2 separate regions of the Homo sapiens genome follow, and region 2 is linked to region 1. A link is an interaction called in ENCODE POLR2A ChIA-PET data of the cell type or tissue named here. Cell type or tissue: OCI-LY7. All regions are shown on one strand. Links, peaks and the distances in the headings refer to the core of each region. The heading gives the core; the rest is flanking DNA. Region 1 overlaps SLC44A5 (solute carrier family 44 member 5). Region 2 overlaps ACADM (acyl-CoA dehydrogenase medium chain).

Evidence for each region. Peaks named below come from ENCODE experiments on the same cell type or tissue, not always from the same donor. Only the 100,000 strongest peaks of a DNase experiment are listed, where the experiment ranks them.
Region 2: POLR2A ChIA-PET joins it to region 1 with 12 read pairs; 2 of 35 experiments call an interaction of 5 or more read pairs at or near these places.

What each region holds. Positions count from the first base shown.
Region 1 is chr1:75,288,239-75,293,625 of GRCh38, reverse strand. All of the region lies in intron 5 of SLC44A5 (solute carrier family 44 member 5), which reads left to right. Among named protein-coding and RNA genes, the nearest start is that of LHX8, 160 kb to the right of the region's middle. In OCI-LY7, for the core only: no CTCF peak of the experiment used is centred there; no DNase peak of the experiment used is centred there.
Region 2 is chr1:75,727,056-75,732,442 of GRCh38, reverse strand. It overlaps ACADM (acyl-CoA dehydrogenase medium chain), which reads right to left. Exons shown (of 12, transcript NM_000016.6): 2 at 3,955-4,042. Among named protein-coding and RNA genes, the nearest start is that of ACADM, 5.0 kb to the right of the region's middle. In OCI-LY7, for the core only: no CTCF peak of the experiment used is centred there; DNase peaks (open chromatin) are centred at 2,782 and 4,672; H3K4me3 peaks cover 1,704 bases; H3K27ac peaks cover 4,382 bases.

The DNA of each region.
Region 1 (5,387 bases), core at 229-5,228:
ATCAACACAGATTTTCAAATTTGGTATCATGTGTCCTATTATCTGCTTCATTGCATTTGTAAATTGCTTGTGTTAAAAAGCCATAAGCACAATTTGGCCGGCCTGTTCCTCACATATTAAAACAGTTAAAATGTACCTTTAAGGGATACAAAGTAATGATTCGAAAGCCAACATTCCCAACCAGCAAGTGTTTAGGGAATGCCTCCCCTGCCCCAAACAGATATGCAGTTAATTTTTAAGTGTCGGTGCAAGCAGTTGGTCTAATCACATTTTCTCCTTGACAGAGGGCTTTTAAATGGCTGCAACTCCTGACTCAACCCTAGAGCACAACAAGAACATGCTTTGCAAATGTTTGAAAATGAGAGATAATGTTAGATCATAATACTCGCTCCTGGTACTTCAGAAACATGCATTTCCTCGATATGAGTGAAAAGATAATTTGCCTGAATAAATTTTTCACCATCTCTTGCCAATCTTTGGTTATCTGCTATGAATTTCCCTAATAGAATTCTTTTACAAATAATTTCTCTTCTCTCTTCTCTTTCTGTTTTATGCACACATGAAGCACATGTGCACCTGCACAAACGTGAGTCAGCTTCACTTAAAGTGGTGTTTTAAAGTTATTCTAAAACAGTGAGATAATGAAGAAAAAAGATGATTGAACCAGATTTGTGTTGGTTTTATTCACCAACGTAACCCAAGTAATTTAATTCTAGAGCCTGTGCTCTTGAACACTACACTATACTGTATTTTATTTAATAAAAACAATAAATGAGGAATAAGTAATGAAAGTTACAGAGAGAGGGGTAGACCAGAACCCCATGATCTTCAACTAATACTTTTCTCTTCCTCCTTCACCTCCTGCCTCCTCTAATTCCACACTGAGTTGGGCTTAAAACAGCGAGTATCCAAGAACAGTTTGGGGGATAAATGAAAGGCAGGTATTCTTCTGCAAAGATCATCAACAATCTATTATCTTCAGTCTTGCCCCTCTGAGACTGATATGGGTCACTTTGCTGCAGTGCCATTGTCAATCTTCAGTAATTAAAAAAATTAGTCTCTATTTTGTATAGACTAAAAAGGGGAGTGTATTCTTTATCATAATCCACACCTAAATAGTTGGTTTTCTTTCCTTCAGTTAATGTTTGTACTATGGAGTAAATAAAATTATTGTAGGCAATATTTCATTCTTTGGCCAGAAAAACCTCAAAGGATTTCATGGGTCTCCCAAAAAAGTGTTATTTACTAGTAGATGTTAATGAGTATTACATGTAACATTTTCAGATACAATACATTGTATCGATTTTTAGGAACCATGAGAGCTGCTTCATATAAAGCAAGAAGATGTGGCTAATTATAGAAGCACAGTTAAGCAAGTAAAGACAAGACCAGAAACACTGAATAGGGGGTGGCCTAGACCTCGTCCAGGAAAATTTGAATAGGAAGATAAGGACCTGCCTGAACAGAACCTTTACCAGGGAATTCACAGCTGACACTAACAACTAAAAAAAATCTCCCTGTAGTTCATCATAGAAAATCCTAAGATGCTAACTCTCCATCCATATCTGAAATTACGCTTTACCCTGCTTTCTTTTCTTTTCTTTTTTTTTTTTTGAGACAGAGTCTCGCTCTGTCACCCAGGCTGGAGTGCAGTGGCGCGATCTCGGCTCACTGCAAGCTCCACTTCCCGGGTTCACGCCATTCTCCTGCCTCAGCCTCCCAAGTAGCTGGGACTACAGGTGCCCGCCACCACGCCTGGCTAATTTTTTGTATTTTTTAGTAGAAACGGGGTTTCACCATGTTAGCCAGGATGGTCTCGATCTCCTGAACTCGTGATCCACCCGCCTTGGCCTCCCAAAGTGCTGGGATTACAGGTGTGAGCCAACGTGCCCGGCCTACCCTGCTTTCTGTGTAAGCACCACACTGGTCTCCTTTCTGTCCTCAGTACCCATCACACTCCCACCCCTCACAGGCCCTTTGTCCATGTTGTTCATCTGCTGGAAGCCTTTTGGGCCTCTATTCGTTTTTGAGGTCTCAGCTCCTGAATCACTTCTTCAGAAACATCATCCCTGACCTCCGTCATGTGATCATCTGCCTCTGTGAATCATGTTATTCATGATTCCTTTGTAGCACGTGTCAGAATTGGAATTTTACATTTATTTGTGCAGTTAATTCATTAAAATCTATTTCTCCCAACAGACTGTAGGCTTTGGGAGAGCAAGGACCATTATATTCCCAGGTTCTAGGTTGGTGCTGACACAGAGGAAGCACTTTAAACAATATTTGTAGAATGAACGAAGAAATTATTTGTACAATGAATGAAGGAAAAAAACCCATAAACTCTCGTCCTCATTATTTCAAATACTTCCTTACCTTTAAAATGAAAATGAAAAACCTATCTTCTAATGTGAATCAAAATCTTAAATAAAATCTTGAATAGTGGTGGTCTAGCATTGACTTAGAATAATCAGAAACATAAGTGTATTAAAGTAATCAGCAAAAAGTCAAATGCAAACAAACAAAAAAAACCCACAGGTGTTATAAAAAGCCTACTTTCATTTCTTGGTAATTTGGTTGTTTTTCTGTTTTCTTCAATTCTGTGTCTATTTTCTGCAAACCTGTTTTAAGGATATGCTTTGTCCCATCTTTTACATCCTACTCTCCTTCCAATTCATAGACCTTGAAATTTGGGTGTATCTTCTTGCTCTTTGCTATTGCTGTTTCATGTAGCAGTAAATTCTGATTAAAGAAAGTCTGAAAACCTTATATATTTTTTAAATGAAGTGCTGAATGTCTTGCTGTATATATCTGAAGTCCCACTCTTTAATAGGCTGGTCACTTGTTCAGAATATGGGCTGGGCGTTTTTCATTTTCCCCTCCAAATCTTTTCCTTATTCTCCTCATCCTGCTCTGTCCCCTGGGAATCTGGCATTTATGGGTTACAGCAAGTGGCTCTCTTGTCCTCTGGCTTCCAATTTTGTGAGATTGGAGGGTAGGAGCATGAGTTTGTAGAATTTCTTCCTTTGACTCTCTTGCTGATGGGTCACAACAGTTTGGCTACACCTCTCTAAGGCTCCTGCTCCTGTCAGTGCTGTCAGTGAGCTCTCTCCATTCAGCTTCTTCTCCTGGGTTTGGGTTACTTCTTCTGGGCCTCTTCAGGCCTAGGGGTGGAAACTGCTCCCTATTGGTGCCAATCTCTGGGTTCTACATCAACTCCTGCTTATTTCCCTTCACGCTGTTCATACCTTTATAAATATCTTCTTTATTAAACTCTACTCAATTATTCTATATGAGTTTAACATCTGTCTTCTGCTAGGATCCTGCCATGCTCCAGAAAACAGCTCCCCAGCCTCGAAGGGCATTGTTTCCTACAAGGGGATATAACTGGCTCATCAGGGGGTTATTCTACTGTTCCATTATGCCAGCTACTTCTGGGTGAATGGGGTTCAGTGTTGGTCATCTATGCTGATAAATTTGTTGCGTACACATTGTTAGAAGCCAGGTCATCTTTTGTGAGTACAAGTCCATGTTATCAAAACCCACACATAATCTTCATCCCTGTTATCATGGTTACTTTATTACAAAATCATTGAATGAGTGGTTTCCATCTTGATTATTGAAAACTACCTCTACAGAAGGGGCTTCACTAAGCAGCTACGTGAGACAAACGTATCTTCAAATTCTGGGTCCATTTAGAGGTCAACCCTTGTAGTTATTTCTCAAACTTCCTGGCCATTGATTGTCTAATATTTTTCTTTTGTAGTCCATGACAATGTAGCCAAATCATTGGCCTCTATCTATGAATAGATTAAATGATTCAGATCTTCTACTCTTTCGGTCAAAGTAGACAACCAGAAAAATTTACCCTAGTCAATGCTAAGAGATCCTCCACAGCCGTCTATAAATCTGGTTTAATTTTTTTTCTTCAGTCAGTTGATCAAAGGTACCTTTCCATGATTAAATTTCCATGATCAAAGGGACTTTTTCATGTATGTGTTTCTTTAACACATGCCTATTGGCATCAGAAGTTAATATATTACTATTGTAAGAATTCTTCTTATGTAACTTTCTTGAGCTTTATGACCTTCTGAAGCGTTGTAGGAATGTCATATCCATTGGGAATGGAGTACTTCTGGGCACAACCACCTCTAGGCTTGATGGACCAAATAGTACCCTTTAAACATTATGATGGGAAGCTCATGTCATTGGGTGTTCATTCAGGGCCAAGGGGCTATTTCTCAAAAGAAGAATAGTTATTTTCTGAAAAAAACATGGATTTTCTTCAACACCCTAGAGACCTCTACTGTGACTCTCTAATAGAGATTTGCCACAGGCCCCATAAACTATCTTGTTCTCTGACAGGTATTTTAGACCCAGTGACACACCTCTTTGTAAAGCAGCCTGGATTATCTGAAAAGTATTTTATTTCTCTGAGCTCTACTCAAATCTGACAACTAATAAGTATTGCACCCCTTTTAATAGCAGAAAATGTAAGACGCAGTAACTTATCTTTAATTATGGAGAAGATATAACTACTGGACCCCTCAGGAACTTTAATGAGGTGGAAGACTCCTGTATTGTCATATTTTTCTCCTATCCATTAGCACACGTGTGTCTTTATAAGGCATCAAGATTATATGCTAACCACTATTCCCCAGATCTTATCAGCATGATGCTATGAATATAAGGAAATCTGTGTGGCATCCTGTGGAATAAGGATATTATCAAAACCCTGTAGCCTAAATTGTGGCAAAGAGCTAGAAGGTCATATAACCTTGAGGGAAGAAAGTGAAGATGCAGTACTGTCCTTACCAGGTAAAAGCAAATGCCCTGAAGGTTATCCACTTATCGGAAAAAGGAGAAAGCATTTGTTTGATCTAGTGCTGCATCCAAAGTGACAGAGGCTGTTTTGATTTGTTCTAGCATAGAGACAACAACTTGAAGAGCAGCTGAAATTAAGGCGATGACTTGGTTGAGCTTAAGAGAATACACTAACAATCTTCAGAACCTGTCTTCCCTCTGCACTGCCAATCAGTATCATATATAGTTTCTCTAGGAAGAATGTGTTGAGAAATAGTATTATACTAAATATGAGATGTATTCATCTCTATATCTTCAGAGTTTATGTGTGCCTATATCATTCATTCATTCATGACCAAATAAATAGAAATGTGACAATTGACAATTCAGTATGAATGAATGAATGAAAAGGAGTTTGATCATATTCTAGACTGGAATTTTAACATAAAGTTTTTCATGTTTACTTTAAGAACTAAGGTAAATAGATGTCAGATACTGTGTAATAGTTTAGGTCTTAAGGAATATTTTAAATCAAGTTTAGGATTCCATGTGTTAAATCATACAGTGAGGACTGAAAAATACCAAAA
Region 2 (5,387 bases), core at 36-5,035, 440 kb before region 1:
TAGGTAAGATTTTTAACTTTTACAAATGAGTAATAGATATTAACCTGTAGAGCTCAAGTGAGTTTTTCTTTTCCAATTGGTGATATAAAAAACGTTTAACTTATTATTAGTTCCTAAGCCAATTTATCAAATGTTTGCTAACACTGAAGTGAAACTAATATACAAGACATCTCCCTGACGACAAGAATCAATCTAACGAAATAGATGAAACACACTCAGTGACATAAAGCAATAAAACTTATTTCAAAGTGTCATATAAGAATATCAATATCATAATTTTGCTTTTTTTTTTTGAGACAGTCTCATTTTGTCACTCAGGCTGGAGTGCAGTGGTGCAATTACGACTCACTGTAGCCTCGACCTCCTGGCCTTAAATGATCTTCCCACCACAGCTTCTCAACTAGCTGGGATCACAGGCACATGCCACCATATCTGGCTAATTTTTGTAATTTTTGTAGATACAGGGTTTTGCCATGTTGCCCAAATGGGTCTAGAACTCCTGGGCTCAAATGATTCTCCCATCTTGGCCTCCCAAAGTGCTGGGAGCCACCTCACCCTATCTATTTCATTTTTTTTGTTTTCACAGAGACAGGGTCTCACTATGATGCCAGGCTGGTCTTGAACTCGTGGCCTCAAGCAATCCTCCTGCCGTGGTCTCCTAAAGTGCTGGGATTACAAGCATGAGACACCATGCCTAGGCTTACAGCTCCTTTAAACTCAGACAAGCTTATAAATTAGCACAAAGCAACTGGTAAAAGTGGTAGAAAGGTTTTTCAAAAGATAATAACATAAAATCCTGCTGCAATGCTAATAAATGGTGTCCAACAATTTGTTTACATAAAATAAGGGATTGTTTTAAAATTAATGAAATTAGTATGGTGGCTTGATTGAGGAGAGGAGTCAATTGCTAACTGCATCTTTTCAAATCCATGGTATCCTTGTGTTTTAATGTGGTTGCATCTAACGTCAAAGATTAGGTAAAATTTAAGAGATAATAGGGTATTTCAAGCAAGAAAAATGAGAGCAAATGCACAGAGGAATGTTTAAGACTACAGTAATCATTTGTATGGGGATGTGAGAAACAATACATAAAAGCTGAATTCTGGTGCTGAATTGAAGAGCATAAGATCAAATCTCTTTTTTTTTTTTTTTTTTTTTTTTTTTGAGACGGAGTCTCGCTCTGTCGCCCAGACTGGAGTGCAGTGGCGCAATCTAGGCTCACTGCAAGCTCCGCCTCCCGGGTTCACGCCATTCTCCTGTCTCAGCCTCCTGAGCAGCTGGGACTACAGGTGCCTGCCACCGCGCCCGGCTAATTTTTTTTTTTGTATTTTTAGTAGAGACGGGGTTTCACCAGGATCTCGATCTTCTGACCTCGTGATCCGCCCACCTCGGCCTCCCAAAGTGCTGGGATTACAGGCCCGAGCCACTGCGCCCAGCCAAATCTCTCTTTTTATTGATAAACTAATGCAGAGTAAGGAAATTCTAGTATCAGTCTCACAATGAATTAGCAGAAGTATACTTAAGAATTTCAGTCCAGTGTTCTCTCTATCACAGCTTTACTTCTAAGATTGGTGCCAGTTGATAGCAATCTTGCAGGTAGATAGAGGGTAGAGAAAGTCTGGGCACGGTAGCTCATGCCTATAATTCTAGAATTTTGGGAGGCTGAGGCAGGTGAACCATTTGAGGCCAGGAGTTTGGGGCCAGCCTGAGCAATATAGCAAGATCCTGTCTCAACAAAACATTTAAAAATTTAAAAAATCAGCTAGGTGTGGTTGACATGGACCTATTGTCCTAACTGCTCAGGAAGCTGAGGCGAGAGAATCCATGGAGCCCCAGAGGTCAAGGTTGCATCCAGCTTGGGTGACAGAGTGAAACCCTGTCTCTTAAAAAAAAAAAAAAGGAAAAATGACAAGTATGTATTATGTATTATTTATTGAGAAACTACTTTGATCCAGTCACTAAGTGCTAGGGGCTTTAAATACAGCATATAATTTAATCTTCATAGAAATTCTGTGTTATAGATATTATTTCCACTTTACAGATAAAGAACCAGATGCAACTGGTTCAAGGAATAGACCCGTATTGAACTTCACAATCTCCCTCCCAAACAATTATATCTAACTCATCCTCTGTCACTCAGTGAACCACCATAGATTTCTCCTGCAAGTCTCTTACTACTGAGAGAGAAATTTAAAGTGACAAGCAATCATACCAAATTAATGCTAATTATCTCAGTATGATCCACTACCCTGGCTGGGCATGCTGGCTAATGCCCATAATCCCACTTTGGGAGGACAAGACGGGTGGATCACTTGAGGCCAGGAGTTCGAGACCAGCGTTGCCAACATGGCGAAACCTCATATCTACTAATAATATAAAAATTAGCCAGGTATGGTGGCCCACACCTGTAATCTCAGCTACTTGGGTGGCTGAGGCAGGAGAATCGCTTGAACCCAGGAGGCAGAGGTTGCAATGAGCCCAGATGGAGCTACTGCAATCCAGCCTGAGCAACAGAGCAAGACTCAGTCTCAAAAAAAAAAAAAAAAAAAAAAAAAAATCCACCATCCCAAATGGCTATCCTCACAGTGCTTGAAAACTTTCATTTAGTCTTTGGCTACAGAAAGAGAAAAGAAAAAAAATTTTCATTTAGGTTGGGCACAGTGGTTCATGCCTGTAATCCCAGCACTTTGGGAGGCAGAGGTGGGTGGATCACTTGTCTTCAGCTGTTCGAGACCAGCCTGGCCAACGTGGCAAAACCCCATCCCTACTAAAAATATAGAAATTAGCCAGGCATGATGACCCACACCTGTAGTCCCAGCTACTCAGGAGGCTGGGGCAGGAGAATCGCTTGATCCTGGGAGGTAGAGGTTGCAGTGAGCCACTTGCACACCAGCCTGGGTGACAGAGTGAGACTCTGTCTCAAAAAAAAGAAAAGAGAAAATTTTCATCCAGTCTTTGGCTAGAAGTCACAGGAAAAAAAAAAAAAACACAGAAACTTTTCATTTGGTCTGGGTGCAGTAGCTCATGCCTATAATCCCAGCACTTTGGGAGGCTGAAATAAGAGGACTGCTTGAGCCTAGGAGTTCAAGATCGGCCTGGGCAACATAATGAGACAATGAAACCTCATCTTAAAAAAAAAAAAAAAAAGAAAAAAGAAAGAAAGAAAAAGAAAAGAAAAATTTCATTAAATTCTGGTAAGAAAAAAAAAAACCTTTATAAAGAAAAGGGAAAAATCTTTAAAAAACACAACAAATAATAAAAAAAATAACTCTGGAGAGCTTTGAGATTGTCATTTGTACCTAGCTGTGAGTTATCGCAGCTGCCTTTAACTATTTTCTGAGACCAAATAAATTGAGTAAATGGTTTTTAACTAGAGAAAAAATAAAAATTTTGAAGAAGCACTTTAGAAGGCCAAGAATGCCAAAGATAGATATTATTTCAAATTTTTTGTGTGTAGTTTTCATTTTATAGAGGGCAGAGGAAAAAAAATCATGGCTCCCTGGTCCCAGGAGTGAGAACTTCATCTAATAGTACCAAAATTGCAATTTGGATATATTATAGCAAAAACAAGCTTTAGCTTATTACCAGGCACCTAGAATTGTAATCTAACAAGTGTTTTTAAAATGTATTTGTGGCATTCAGATATGTAAGTTGAAGACTATTCATATATATCAGTAAATCTCATTTATTTTGGGCTAAACACTCAGAAAAAAAGGAAGGAATTTAAGTGTATGTATGCTGCTAAAACAGATCTAATGTACAGTGTAGTATACTGAGGAAGAAAATGAGATCAGGAAGAATGGAGTGTGAGTTATTGTAAATTATCTGTGGACAGTGGACTGGTTCTACTCATTGAAAGACATTATTAAGTTTATTTACAAACATATTCCAAACAAAACATATAAAGCTTCATATGTATAAGTTTAAAGTCAAAAGATAGAACCGAACATATACCAAAACTAAATCCTAATCCTGGTTCACGTTGTCGATTGGCTTTTGTATGCTGTGATCTCCAATGAAAACGAGAAATACTTCTCAGGACCTGTAAAGAACACTTTTATTAAAATAAATTTGATAAGTTAAACATTAATCAGATAAGAGACTACTGATAATCATAAGTGAGTACAGCAACTGGTTTGACCATACTCATAGTTTTTAAAGTCATCACTATTTAAATGCCTTCAATCATAATTTAAATAAGCCAATTATCAGTTATATAAATTCCTATTACAGAGGAGATGTTTTTAAAAAGTAATGAAAATAAAGTCAGTGGTATTTATACTACTGAAGTGGAGGGTTTAGGACAAACAACAGTCAAGGGTAGTAGTAGATGTAGGACCACTATTCTGGGTATCTTACAAGCTCCTAGGACATTAATGGTTGGAGAGTTGGGGTGGGGAGAACGATAGGCTGGAAGTGAACATACTGTGTTCAAGAGTTGCCTAGTCCATCAACTTTGATACCCTGTCACTGTGAGCCTCCCATGCATGCCTCTGGAAACCTTCCCCTCAGAGGATCTCATTTTTTAGGATACCCCACTCTAACAAAACAAATTAGCATAAAACCATGTTCTGTATTTTCTGCTGTCTACAGGGATTCTTACAATGTTCTGAGCAAGGAGTCACCAAACCAGTGCAGCCACATCATGCTGTCTATTGCCGCTTTCACAGCAGATCTAAGTAGTTACCACAGAGACCATCTGGTTCACAAAGCCAAAAACATGTACTATCCGTTCCTTTACAAACACGTTTGCCATCCCTCTTCTAAACTACTAATACACTACTTGTCTTAGGATCTGAAATATAGTCATATTTCTTCAAAGGAACATATAAAGAAACAAACAATCAAATATACATATATTATTGTTTTGCAACCCATTTTTATATTCATGACAGTTTAATGGATACAAAAGTAAAAATTTGCATTTATTAAAGCTGCCAAACTGGGAACCACAATGGTGTTCTTGAGTAAAGGTTTCAGGACAGTCAAAATTACACAATTTTCACTGTAAAAGATTTTAATTGAACTATCCAGCAATTTTAACAAGCTTAGATACTAAGAGAAAAGAGCAGCTGAAGAATATACTAAAGTTTCTTTATTTAAATTCTTATGTTTTTCAAAATCCGTAAAAAGAAACTGTCTTTGTAGATGACAATTTCAACTTATAAAAGACGAATTCCTACATGTAAGGTGACAATATAATTAAGAGTGTCAAATATTTGTAATTGAAACAGTGCTTTCCAAATAACATACCTCATACTACAGTAATAAAAACATACAGAGTATGAAAACTCGCATTTTCTTTGCATCTTCATTAATTTTATTTTGAAAGTGAAACAGTGCCAGGTGGGGTGGCTCATGCGTGTAATCCCAGCACTTTGGGAGGC